Regions from separate parts of the Homo sapiens genome. Here region 1 is linked to region 2. The links are chromatin contacts, found by Hi-C or POLR2A ChIA-PET in ENCODE. All regions are on one chromosome and are shown on one strand. The core of a region is the stretch at or near the end of the contact, and the rest is flanking DNA. Distances in the headings are between cores, read along the strand shown. Region 1 has its middle 88 kb from the start of MIR3125. Region 2 overlaps LOC105373430 (a long non-coding RNA gene).

Region 1 (6,150 bases), core at 1,333-3,832, 960 kb after region 2:
TCTAGTTTTCATGGCTAATGTCCCAGAATGTTTTGAACCTGAACATCTCAGAGTTAAGACAGTCTCTGCCAACATTCTCTATATTAAAATAATACTAACCATGCCTTACTTACTATGCTAAATCTCTTGCCCCATAACACGTCGCTTCACTGAGAAGTTGCCTTCTTGAGTTGATCCCTGCTGCCACTGGCCATTTCAGATAACTCCACTCACCAAAGACCAACTTACCTGTCAGCCCTTGAAGATATCTGCAGACACCTGGTGGTGCCCAAGACCTACTGAAAAAATTATTTTTTCTGGTTCCTGATGTGCTTTCATCCCAAACCCAGTTCCACCTGAGTCTGGGATCTTGCTCTGAAACTGCTACTGACCCCTTTGGATTGGTTCCTGTACACTGAGCCCTTATGATATCCAGAACTGCTGGCATTGGAAGCCAATGCTTGCAATCCTAGTGTAGTTTTCCACTACTACTCTGTGCTTTCTCTCTTCCTATTAAAGTATTTTTGATGAATACAAAAATGTCATTTTGTAGCAAAAATGTTATAAGGTCACAAAACATAAAAGTGTCCAAAAACCTGAGAATATTTATATTTATAGTGAACTCCTCGATAAATATTTATTATTTTCTAAGATGACCCCACACCAAAAATAAAATGTGGTGTTATTTAAGAAGACAGAAAAATGTGTAACAACACTTAGACGCTGGCTGAAATTGAATTAAAATTCTCATCGAAACAGTTCTTGGGACTTAAAGTGTTCAGCATTAGTTTTTTAGAAGATATACCTTACCCTCGTCAATAGGCTCTTGGAAACTGAGACTTTAAGCTCAACCACTTACACTGAAACCAATTTTCCCATGGGTTAATTGATATAAATAAGAATTAAATTTCTATGATTTATTTCTGGTCACAAAAACATCACCGACTTGTAAATAAAGGCCAACGCATGTCCATATTAAACATGAAAATAAATGTGAGCTATGCATATGTTTAAGAAAGATAAACAAAAACAAGTAAGAGAATTATTTACCCACTAATTTCAGTTTAGGTTCATGACTGGCCAGAACCTGTCCTGGAAACAGGGCTCAGGATGGAAAGCAGCCCTGGACAGGACACCCTCCCATTGCGGGGCATACTCACACACACCCCCACACGCACTCACACTAGGACCACGCAGACACACCAATCCCCACCTCAGGTGCACATCTTTGGGATGTGGAGGGAAACCGAAGTACCCGGAGAAAACCCACGCAGACGTGGGAGAACATGCAGACTCCACAGAGACAGTGGTCCTGATGAGGAATTGATTTTTTTTTTCTCATCAATATTATAATAAACAAAATGACATTATTCAAGGACCTGCTGTACTTGGTCTTTTCGGAGTTGGCAATGCCTCTCTCTCTTGTTGCTCAGTGCCTCTCACAGGGCTGGAAGAGCCTCTGTGCCCTGACATTGGCTGTGTTGCTGTCAGGACAGCCTGTCTAACCCCAGCCCAGTCCCCTCATGGAGAGGGGAATTTAGAAGGTTTGTTTTTCTATAACAGGAAAAATAGAAAACGTCTTGTTTCTGCTACCAAGCAGCAAACACCTCTCAGACCTCTTACCTACCCTTGCATCAAATTATTTGAGCTTCTAATAAACCACAGCGTCTGAATTCCTAAACCCCCATAAAACAAAACAATTGTACAAAAAGGACAGGAGTTGAAAGAAATAGATGGCACCCGATGAAGTCATGTGTCTTTCCCAGCCCCCTCCTACTCTGTTGGTTTTCAAATAGTTCTTTTCACTTGTTCACTCCATATGGAGGAAGATATAAAAGCCTTCCTTGATGCCACGGAGAAAGGCTGGCTCTGAAAATCCCAGATCCGAAACCTGATTGGCAGCTATGGAAAAGTCCAGCACTCTCTAGGAGAGCAGGCGAGTGCCTCACCGTGAGGCCTGGCTGGGTGATGAGGCCAGTCCTGGGGTCTTTGCTCTGACAACACCTTGCTGAGCTGTTCTGGGCAAATCTCTTAACTTCTCTGGGTGCTCTCAGAATTCTTATTTATGCAATGAAATAACCTCTATGGGTCCTTTCCAGGATCATGATGTGAAGGAAAAGGTGGAATATTGGGCTGCATTTGTGGTGCTCTGCCAGTGCAGGTGAGGAGTGTGTGAGCATCCTAGGAGTGCATCCAGGTAGTTAGGAGGGAGAGGACAACACATAGTCTCCTAGGTGCAGGCGGCGGGGGAAGTCCGGTGGACACCTGTGAAGCTAAGTTCCAGGACCTTCTGGGGGCTGTGGAGAGGAAGGGGACCTTCTCCAGAGGGGCCGTGTTGATTGACTCATTCTTCTCTGACTCCTCAGAAGCCAGTTCATTGCAGTAGAGGGGCTGTCCTGCAAGTCATATGCTTCTCCTCCTTGCCTTAACTACAGGAATTCCAAGATGTTTACACAAACTTCAAGGAGTGAACCAAGTTATTAAAAGAGTAGCAATTAGGGTGGCCCATCCCAGCAATTTAGTTTCCTGTCTAAGGAAGCATGAAGGGGGAGGGGTTTCCAGGGAGGGGAGAGGGAGGGAGCATTCTTGTCTCCTGATTGGACCGCCCCAGGATTTCCATTTCTGAACACAGACACAGAAGGAGGGAAGAAAGGTTGCCAGATGCCAGCTCCCAGCTCCCTGGAGGAGTTACTCGCCGCCACAGATGCTCCAGCAGCTGGTTGGGCCCCTCCTCAAAGTGTCTCTCCTGCTTCCTTCTTTTGGGGGATTCTGGCTCAGCTTTGAAAGCCTTTTGGCATCTTTTGCCTGCCTCCAAAAATTAAGCTGTGTTGGAAGCTGCCTGATAAATCACTCTTTGCACCGTGGCTGCCATGGGGCTTGCAGAGAGTGGCTGCCTAGTGATTTACCGCGGCTGTCTGAGAGGGCTTTTCCAAGCAGCCAGCGTAGACCAGGGAGTCATCTCTGGCAAAAGGAGCATTTTGTCTAGCTCAAATGGACACTACAGAGAGGAAGTGGGATTGCTTTGTTCAAAACTTGTTGGTCATCCATTCCTCAAGCCAGCCGGAATCTCCAAGTTCATTTCTTCCATGCAACTTGAGCTCAAGAAAAGAGGTCCAGAAAAGTGGTTTTTCATGACAGGCCTGCTGGAGCCTTTCCTAGGGGAAGGAGAACTTTCTGGTTCTGAACTGCAGTTACACAATGCTGGGCAGGCCCTCTGATTTGTGGTCATAGTTTCCCAGAACCCCAAGGGACCCATCCAGGAAAACGCCCATGTCCCCTCGCCTGCGTTGTCATCTGCTCCCTCCCAAGGGGATTTTGTTTCCTTGATTGTGTTCCATAGTGGCTGTTGGAAGTCAGGTGCCCTGGACGCAGCTTGGACAGGAACCATGTGGTGTGAGGACCTGAGCCTTGTGCATACGTGGCTTTTGCTTCTGGTTCTGGCTTGACAGTGTGACGAGTTAATTAACCTCTTTCACCTCTAAATCTTCATCTCCATTATCAGAATAATAAGCTCTTCCTTGAGAAATTGTTGTTTCGACGAAGCCTCATATAGTTAGCACAAAGTAGATGGAAGAGTAGATCCAAATAAAATATTTTTAAACAATATTTTGTTGCTTGTTTTCTGTTCTTGTTTTTGTGGGGTTTTTTTTTGTTTTTTGTCTTTTTCCCTACAAACAGGTTTTCAGCCTACCATTTAAATAGGAACCCAAAAGGAACCCTTCAAAAATATGGGAGTTATAATTTAGTACACACTTGCAAAAGATTTGAGTAGATACTTTCAGCTACATAAAACTCATAATGTAAGGGTTAATGGAGATGCTATTAGCAGTAGTACTTTGGGACAGGACATAGATCATTAAAAAAAAAAGTGGGTTTCTCATGGCAGAGAACATAGGTTTTTATTTCTGGGGTAAAAATTCTCCTTAGGAATGTGTAATGCTAAAAGGTAAATGACAGGCTATTTGAAAGAAGAGAAAAAAAATGTGTTTACTTTTGCCTCCCAATAATAGAGTATCTCTCGCCCTTCTGAGAAAAATGGGAATTAATTTTCTTTAAAAAATGCACTGCATTTATTCTGAAATACAGATCTTCTACCTCCCACTCCACATTTTCTTGCAATTCCTTGTTCATGCTGCTACTCCAAGGGCAAAGGAGCAAAGCACAGTTTTATTAACACAAAGTGAAAATTGTTCCTTTGTTTTCCTTTTCTGATGGGTCTGTGATTTGGTAAAGAGCAACATTAAGCGTGCCTAATTTCATGCCAAATCTAAAATCTCATCCCAGGGATTCATCTGAGATACTTATGCTTCTCGATACTACTTAGAAATTTTGCGTGAAAGAAGGGGGAAGAGGTAAAGCTATTTATTATTATTATTTTTGAAGTTGTCTATCTTTACAGACAATAGCAGGCTGAGGTTCTTCCATCTGTGTCCCACACCCTCATACACCCACACCCCGCCCCTCACCCCAAACATACATACCTCTTGTCCATTCCCTAGGTAAGCTGACATCCTCTGTTTTCCCCTTTCCTCTGGGAAGAGTTCTCATACTGTAGTGTCTATATGAATCACATTAGGATATTGCCAAAATGCAGAACCTGATCAGTAGGTCTGGGGAAAGGGCTGAGATTCTAAGTGTCTAACAAACGCCCAGCTTAGGCCAGTGTGGATGGTCCATGGACCACACTTTGAGTATCAAAAGTATAGGGGACAGGACACTAGAATTCAAGAGACAAACATATTCTTTGGATTTTGTTACAAACAGCCTGTGTGACTCTAAGGAATCCTTTCTTACGTGTAGGTTTCTGGCTTGCCCATTTAGAAATTGAGGGAACTGAACCAGCTAACTTCTAAAATCTTTCTGATGTTGCTATTTGTTTTACTTGATTTTAGATTCTTACAACTTCTAGTCCATACAACAGCTCCATCCAAGAAAAAAGAACAAAACAAACCTCAAGTTTATGACGTAAAAACAGTGTGAGAACACATTAAGGGAAGCAAAGAACAGAGACTCCTTTCTCCAATACTGGAAGTCCTGCCTACCGCATGGTTACATTAAAATCGCTCATTTCCCAAAATAAGGCATATGAATGGCCAAGAAGAAAAAGAAAAAAAAAATGCCCAACATCACTAATCAGCAGAGAAATGCAAATTATAACCATGATGAAATATTACCTGTTAGAATGTCTTTCATCAAAAAGACCAGAAACAACCAGTGTTGGTGAGGATGTGGAGAAAAGAGGACCCTTATATACGGTTGGTAAGAATGTCAATCAGTACAGCCATTGTGGAAAACAGAATGGAATTTCCTCAAAAAGCTAAATATACAACTATCATGTGATCCAGCAATCCCCTTTTTGGGTATACAGCCAAATAAAATGAAATCAATATGATTGAGAGATATTTACACTCCCATGTTCATTGTAGCACTATTCACACTAACCAAAATATGGAATCAACCTCAGTGTCCATCAGTGGATGAATATGGAATGGGAAAGCTTCCCCTGTCCCCCTCACACGGCATGTGGCTCGCTTCTTCAGTGCCTTGCTGCTCAAACCTCTCGGGGAGCATACAGAGGGGCAGGCTTTGGGGATCCGGCACCACGGCAGCGTCTAGGGGCGAATATCATAGCTCCCAGTGGGTGTGGGTTACAGGGTGCTCTTTTAGTTTCGCTCTTTGTTTGCCATCTATAGGTGGCTTGTGTTAACCAGCTCAGTTAGACCCTCTACCTTGTTACAAGGACAGAGGGCTTTCTGTATCCTGAGTTCTTGCCTTGGTGTACTGGAACAATTAGATCACACGTGGGCTTGGAGAATGAGTGCAAGGTTTTATTGAGCGGAGGTAGCTCTTAGCAGATGGGGGAAGTCAAGAGGGGATGGAGTGGGAAGGTTTTCCCCTGGAGTCAGGCGCTCAGCGGCCTGGGCTCTCCCTCTGACTGCCCCAGGCAAACTCTGCGTCATTCTGCTGGTTGGTGGCCTGCCGGGATGCTGGTGCCTGTCGGTGTGTGTGTTCCTCTGGATGTCCAGCTGCCTGCCTATTCCTCTGCTGATGTGCTTCTCTCCATATCCATGTCTGCCTGCTGGGGTCTCAGGGGGTTTTATGGGCACAGGATGGGGGCATGGCAGGACAGGGTAGTCTTGGGAAATGCAACATTTGGGTAGGGAATGCCTG
Region 2 (6,302 bases), core at 3,257-5,756:
ACCAAGGAGAGAGGCTGTATTAGTCTGTTTTTATGCTGCTGATAAAGATATACCCAAGACTGGGAAGAAATTGGTTTAGGCTGGGTGTGGTGGATCCCAGTAATTGTGCCTGTAATCCCAGCACTTTGGGAGGCCAAGGAAGGTGGATCACTTGAGGTCAGCAGTTCAAGACCAGCCTGGAGGACATGGTGAAACACCATCTCTGCTAAAAATACAACAACAGCAAAAAAATTAGCCATGCATGGTGGTGCATGCCTATAATCCCAGCTACTCAACAGGCTGATGCAGGAGAATCTCTTGAACCTGGGAGGTGGAAGCTGCAGTGAGCCAAGATCACACCACTGCACTCCAGCCTGGGCGACAGAGACTCCATCTCAAAAAAAAAAAAAAAAGTGTTTAATGAACTTACAGTTCCACTTGGCTGGGGTGGCTTCAGAATCATGGCGGAAGGCAAGGAGGAGCAAGTCACATCTTACATGGATGGCAGCAGGCAGAGAGAGCTTGTGCAGCAAAACTCCCATTTTTAAACCTATCAGATCTCATGAGACTTATTCACTATCATGAGAACAGCATGGGAAAGACCTGCCCCTATGGAACTGGGTTCCTTCCATGACACGTGAGAATTGTGGGAGTTACAATTCAAGATGAGATCTGGGTGGGGACACAGCCCAACCATATCAGAGGCCTTGGAAGGAACCAACCCTGCCAACACCTTGATGTTGGATGTGAACTGTGAGGACGTAAATAAATCTCTGTTGTTTTAGGCCACCTAGCTTGTGATATTTGTTACAGGAGCCCTAGCAAACTAGCACACTAGGCTAGACAATGCTGCCGGGGACTGACATCTGCTCATGTGCACTTATGCCTTTGACTGTGGGCTGAAATGAGCCAGTGCCCCAGGTCTGCTGGCCAACATTGGTTCACAAGCCACCTCCTCCAGGAAGCCTTCCTTTATCCATCCAGGAAGAATATGGGGTCTCTTTCTCTGACTCTTGAACCCTTGTGCAGATTTCCATGAGGGCATCTTGCATCTGCCACTGCTTTTATAAATGGCTCTGACTCAGGTACTATTCAGCAGCTCCTCAAAGGGGACCAGAAGCATGTCTCTCCCATGGGTGTACTCTCTGAGTGCTGCACAGAGCCACCTGCACTTCTTGGCCCTTTTGCCTGCTGTACTACAGCTTCCCCATGGGGCTTATTGTCTTCCTGAGTTGCTTAGGATTTACTTCCTGGTTTTACCTGTCTTCTCCCACTGGCATGTGAGCCATGTGTGGCTGAGACATTTGGTCCATTTTGTCCCTGCTGCAGCTCCAGTGCCTAGGACAGGGCCTGGGACCTGGTAGTCACTCTATGCATTTTTGTTAATGAATAAATAAATGGGAAATAAAGGTGCAAATATCTCTGCTGCTGATGGGGATTCTGCTCTCCCAGAGGGAAGGTCTTGCTGTTTGGATGTGCCAGTTATTCTCTCTATAAGATCCACACTCAGCATTTTTCCTTGCCTCTATGTTCCCCAAATAAGGTGATTTTTGGCTTTTGCAATGAGTGTTTCTGAACGCTTCATGGTAATACTGTTCTGGAAGGCTGAGCAAGGGTTTGCTAGCCTGAAACTTAGTTTCACAGCCAGCAAGATACGATCTTCTGGCTTTTCTGCCTTTGCCAAGCTCTACTTAAATCTGGTGGCATGTCTAGTTGCAAGCTTAGTTAGTATTATGTTCCCCAGTTAAGGAGTGGGCTGTGTTGGTTCTCCCATGCTGTGCCAAGGATGGGATGGGCAGAGCCCCGCTGGAGGCAGGCCTTGCATCAACTCTCCACCGGTCCACACCTGGCCCACAGTGGGCTTGCAGCACACGTGCCTGTTGAATGAATAACAATGGGTTCCAGTTCTGCTGTCCTTTCTGCTGTTTCTCTCTCAGTAGATAGAAGTTTCTCTCAAACCCTTTTCAGAGTTGATATCATTCCCACATGGGATGAGGAGTCGAGAAGGGGTAATTTAGAGAAAAATAACCCAAGGAAGTGAGTAGTCTCTCCTACCTGGTCTCTAGCCCCCTCAGTGTGCAGGGAGAGGCTGTGGAGTGGGCAGGGCACTGGCCTCGATGCCCTCGGAGTGAGCCCTGCTGCCCCACAGACAAGCTGAGTACCCTTGGGCACATTACTTCACCTCTCTGAGCTTCTTTCCTAATCTGTCAGGAAAGGATAACATCTACCCTGAAGCCGAGCTGTGCAGCTACAGTGGCAGAGGCATAGTAGATGCTCAGTAAATGTTGGTGTCCTTCTTCTTCCTGGAGGGATCATTCCAATCCAGAACTTAGGGGCTCGGGACAAGGCTGAAAATCTTGGATGAGTGGATTGACTACTGGTTTTTGGCTATTTTCATGCTCTCATCTAAAAATCATTCATTTAATCAATAGTCACGGTGCATGTCTCTCAGGCAGTCTGGAAGTCATCTTTTCTAGGTAAATACCAAGACAGGTCAGAGCCTGAGAACAAGAAATGAGTGTTCAATGCTGGCCTAAAAGTGTCTGGGGAGATTTGCTGGATGTTGAAACTTTCAGCTCTCAAAGCTTCTGACATGCTGCTGTTTTTTGAAGGTAATTTTTCTCGATGACTAGTTGTGCATTTCCCTCCATTAGTTAGGGGCCTCCCTTTTCCCTCCCACATTGAGAAGGGCAGTCAGTCACATCTGTGGAAAGGTGCCAGGTCAGGCCAAGGGGCTGAGAGCTGCCTGGGTCCAAAGCTAGAATTGCAGCGGCTGGTGATGGCCAGGTTCCCTTTCCAGCTGGCTCAATTCCTTTTCTTTTTCTTAGAGGATTTTAAGAAACTGTGTTCATTTGTTCATTTATTCATTCAATGAACTCTTACTACTTACATCAACAGCATGCACACATGAAGACAATGCTTTAAGTGTTATTGTCAACTCCAAACATATTCCCCGGGTAGTCAGAGAAGGGAACACTAAATGGTGATGGGGTAGGGAAAGGTTTCAAAGAGTGGGGTGATGTTGGATATAGGCCTTGACGGTTGAACGGGAGTTTGCCCGAGGGCGATGTTCATCCCAGTCAGAGAGAATGGAGGAATAATGGATAATGGAGGAATTAATTGCAAGGATTCAAAGATGTTACCTATCTCAGCGTTTAGAGATGTTGATGTTTACTGTGTAACAGTTGATGACTGGTGAAGTTTTTGCCTGTGTGTAGGAGTGTTGGTGTGTAGGTATGTTTCTGTGTTTGGGGGAAGGATGTGTGTGTGTGTGTGTGTGTGTGTGTGTGTGTCGGGGGGTGGGATTAGGACGGGATGGATGGACATGTTGGTAGAATTCAGCATGAAAAGGCTTGATGTACCTGAATATCACTAGACCTTTGAGAAGATAAGGGTCCTCCACTGAGACATGAAACAACTGGGTGGCTGGCGAAAAGCTGTCACAATAGCAAAGGGTTCTTCAGAACTTCAGTGGTAGCCTGTCACCTGTCACCTTGCACCGGTTTGAGACTCTTTGAAATCTGGTGCCTGCCTATGCAGCTCCATCGTCTTTCTTCCTTCTGTGGCCCCTCCAGGACAGCTAAATGCTAGGTTGAGGTCAACAAGGAGTAAAACCTACCCTAGGCTTTGAAGTAGTTTGTAATCTTGTCAGATGAAACAGGAGGCGGGGAGGATGTCATGCACTGGGCGTTTCCGGAGAGCCATCTGCAATCGCAGCCACCACTCTCGGTTTGCATTGACTTTTTCCTATTTTGTTGGGTTCAGACAGGCATAGTACAAAAACACAAGTTACTTCTCAAGCCATATTCAGCCATTCACTCAGCCAGCATTTATGTTCCAGGAACTATTCCAGCCTCTGTGAATGAGTTCAGAACAAGGAATGGTTATTCAATGGCAACAAATTCGTCCATTCTTACCCTTGGTGAAATTAATCACCTCCCTGAACCTCAGTTTCCCATCTGTAAGATGGGCATAGCAACTCTTTCCTAACCAGAAGGTACCTGTGGAAGCCTCTGGCTCAGCAGGTGAGAAGTGTGTTTGTGTTCCTCTCCCCGACGCCCTCCCTCAGTACTTGCTTCCCAAGACATTGCTTTCCTTTGTTGGGTCAGAGGTGGGGTGTCGTTCCCCTTGCCACCAGCAGATGGTGCCCAACAATCCCCTGCAGGGAACCGAGGCTGCCCGCCTCCCCCAGTCTCCCCACCATCCAGCTCCCTTCCGCCCCTTCTCTGGGACACGTCAGTCATTCCAGGTCCCAGGCAGAAAGTTACACAAAACACTTTGTGTCTGTCAGCAGATTCCTGGAAGGTCACGCTGAATGATGAATGCTCCTGGGTAGGATTGGAGGGCTCTTTTTTCTTTCTTTTTTTTTTTTTTTTCCTTTTCTTTCTTTCTTTTTTTTTGTCTCCCATGAATTGCATCACTGGGCAGCCTCTTGGCTGTATTCAGCCGACTCCTGCGGTTTTTAGACCTTTCCCAATTGTTCGGTGTCTGCTTCCTCTCCAGGACCCTTCTGGCCAAGGCAGGATATTCAGGGTTGGCTGTGGCCAGGGAGCTGGCCATTGTCTAGCACATTCCATACACACACCCTGCCCAGCCCATCCTCCACTCCCAGAGCCTGGACAGACTGTGGTCCTTGGGACAGAGACCTGGTGCATTGCTGTGACCCCAGGTGACAATCTCGCTGCCCTGATTTCCAAATAAGGGGAGCCTGGCCTGGCAGAGAAATGAGCCTAATTTCCAAAGTTGAATTTCCGCCAGGATCAGAGCCTTTATATATCCTGGTCTTCGGTGTCCCCCTTCTTCCTGACCACATATAGACTGCTTATGATATTTTTTAACTTTGCCAGCTCTTTACCCAAATTGAGTAGCCATTTTGCTTTTGTAGATATCCTGAGTTGGCTCCAATTTAACATCCTGACCCATCATCCTGGTGTTAGGTATTAGGACCATGGTCCTGATATTTTGCTTGAGGAAAATGAGCCATACCACTCAGAGGTGTGGCATATGTGGCATGTGAAAGCACCTTTCTCCTCCATCAGTGGCCTTACTGATGCAGGGCAGTGGGAGTGAGTGTATGTACACAGAGCAATACAAATGAACCCTGCTCTCAAAGTCTGCGCAAAGGGGAGTGAGAAGACAGAGCAGGTGTAGTCCCTGGAGTGAGCCCTGCTGCAGAATAGATGGAAGGGGTGGGTCCAGGAACCCCGAAATGGAAGCAGCAGTGGCTCTGCTCCCCATCACCCCGAGCAATCACGTGGGGATTTGTGTCTGTCTCTGCAATTTTAGGCTCTGAGGATCTAAAGCTCTTGGTGCCCGGAGGGGAAATAATTATTAATACCATCAGGGAATACAGTAAAGAGCCCACTAAACGTAAAGCTGCAGTTGCTGCCCGGTCATTTTGGGTTCATGTGCCAATAGATCACTGGGCAAGGAAAGGAGTTACTACCTCGGTAGGAGTAATGAACCCAGCCAGGTATGGTAGCTCATGCCTGCAATCCTAGCACTTTGGGAGGCCGAGGCAGGTGGATCACCTGAGGTCAGGAGTTTGAGACCAGCCTGGCCAACATAGTGAAACCTCGTCTCTACTAAAAAGTTAGCTGGGCGTGGTGGTGGGTACCTGTATTCCCAGCTACTCGGGAGGCTGAGGCAGGAGAATTGCTTGAACCTGGGAGATGGAGGTTGCAGTGAGCCAAGATTGCGCCATTGCATTCCAGCCTGGGTGACAGAGTAAGACTCTGTCTCAAAAAGAAAGAAAGAAACAAACAAAAAAGAGTAATGAACCGTGCTCATCACGAGGAAACAGTGAGCTGCTGCTTTCATAATGCTTCACAGTGGGGGCAGGAGGAAATGTGTTGGGCATCAGGTGATCCCTTGGGCACCCCCGGCACTCCCACACTCAATTCTAAGAGGAAATGGAAAGGTTCCGCAGCTATGGCCTAATAAGAACAAGAAACCCGGGGGCTAGACCCTCCCTGCACCCCGCTGCCCCAGGTGAAGATCTGGGTACCATCTCCCTCAGGAAAATCCACATAGCTCAGCAGACCTCCCAGCTGCTGGGGAGGGAAATGTTGTATCGCTGGTGGAAAAGGGAAATGGTGAGTTTCGGAGACAAACTTGGGACCCACTCAGCAGTGGAGGCGGCAGTTCATCCTAACATCCTTGCTCTTTTATGTTTCTCCAGAAATTGTGATCAACCAGAATCCAGAACACGCTGTGCTTAATGGAGTGAACTGCCTGTGAAGCGCAGGTGTGAGGGGCGGATGATAAGTGACAGTGCCGGTGCCCCCAGCGCCCTTTTACCTGATGGCTCACCCGGCCTACAG

The links. A loop is a pair of places that touch in the nucleus more often than their neighbours do. ChIA-PET counts read pairs that join two places held with the same protein, here RNA polymerase II (POLR2A). Pooled maps may share reads with other maps.
Region 1: a loop to region 2 is called in a pooled map, with 3 times the contacts of the local background. The contact joins two enhancer-like sites. A Hi-C loop is called at or near these places in 1 of 168 maps with a recorded cell type or tissue (ascending aorta) and 6 of 50 pooled maps. POLR2A ChIA-PET finds 5 or more read pairs at or near these places in 1 of 52 experiments (activated naive CD4-positive, alpha-beta T cell).

The regions. Positions count from the first base shown.
Region 1 is chr2:12,821,992-12,828,141 of GRCh38, forward strand. No RefSeq gene overlaps it. Among named protein-coding and RNA genes, the nearest start is that of MIR3125, 88 kb to the left of the region's middle. Within about 2 kb of position 2,583, at least 11 of the 41 ENCODE cell types and tissues checked have a DNase peak (open chromatin) inside an H3K27ac peak, as active enhancers do.
Region 2 is chr2:11,859,690-11,865,991 of GRCh38, forward strand. LOC105373430 (a long non-coding RNA gene) reads left to right here. Exons shown (of 5, transcript XR_922803.3): 5 at 6,161-6,302. Among named protein-coding and RNA genes, the nearest start is that of MIR4262, 26 kb to the left of the region's middle. RefSeq lists enhancers at 1,128-1,227, 3,794-3,843 and a silencer at 4,114-4,163. Within about 2 kb of position 4,507, at least 11 of the 41 ENCODE cell types and tissues checked have a DNase peak (open chromatin) inside an H3K27ac peak, as active enhancers do.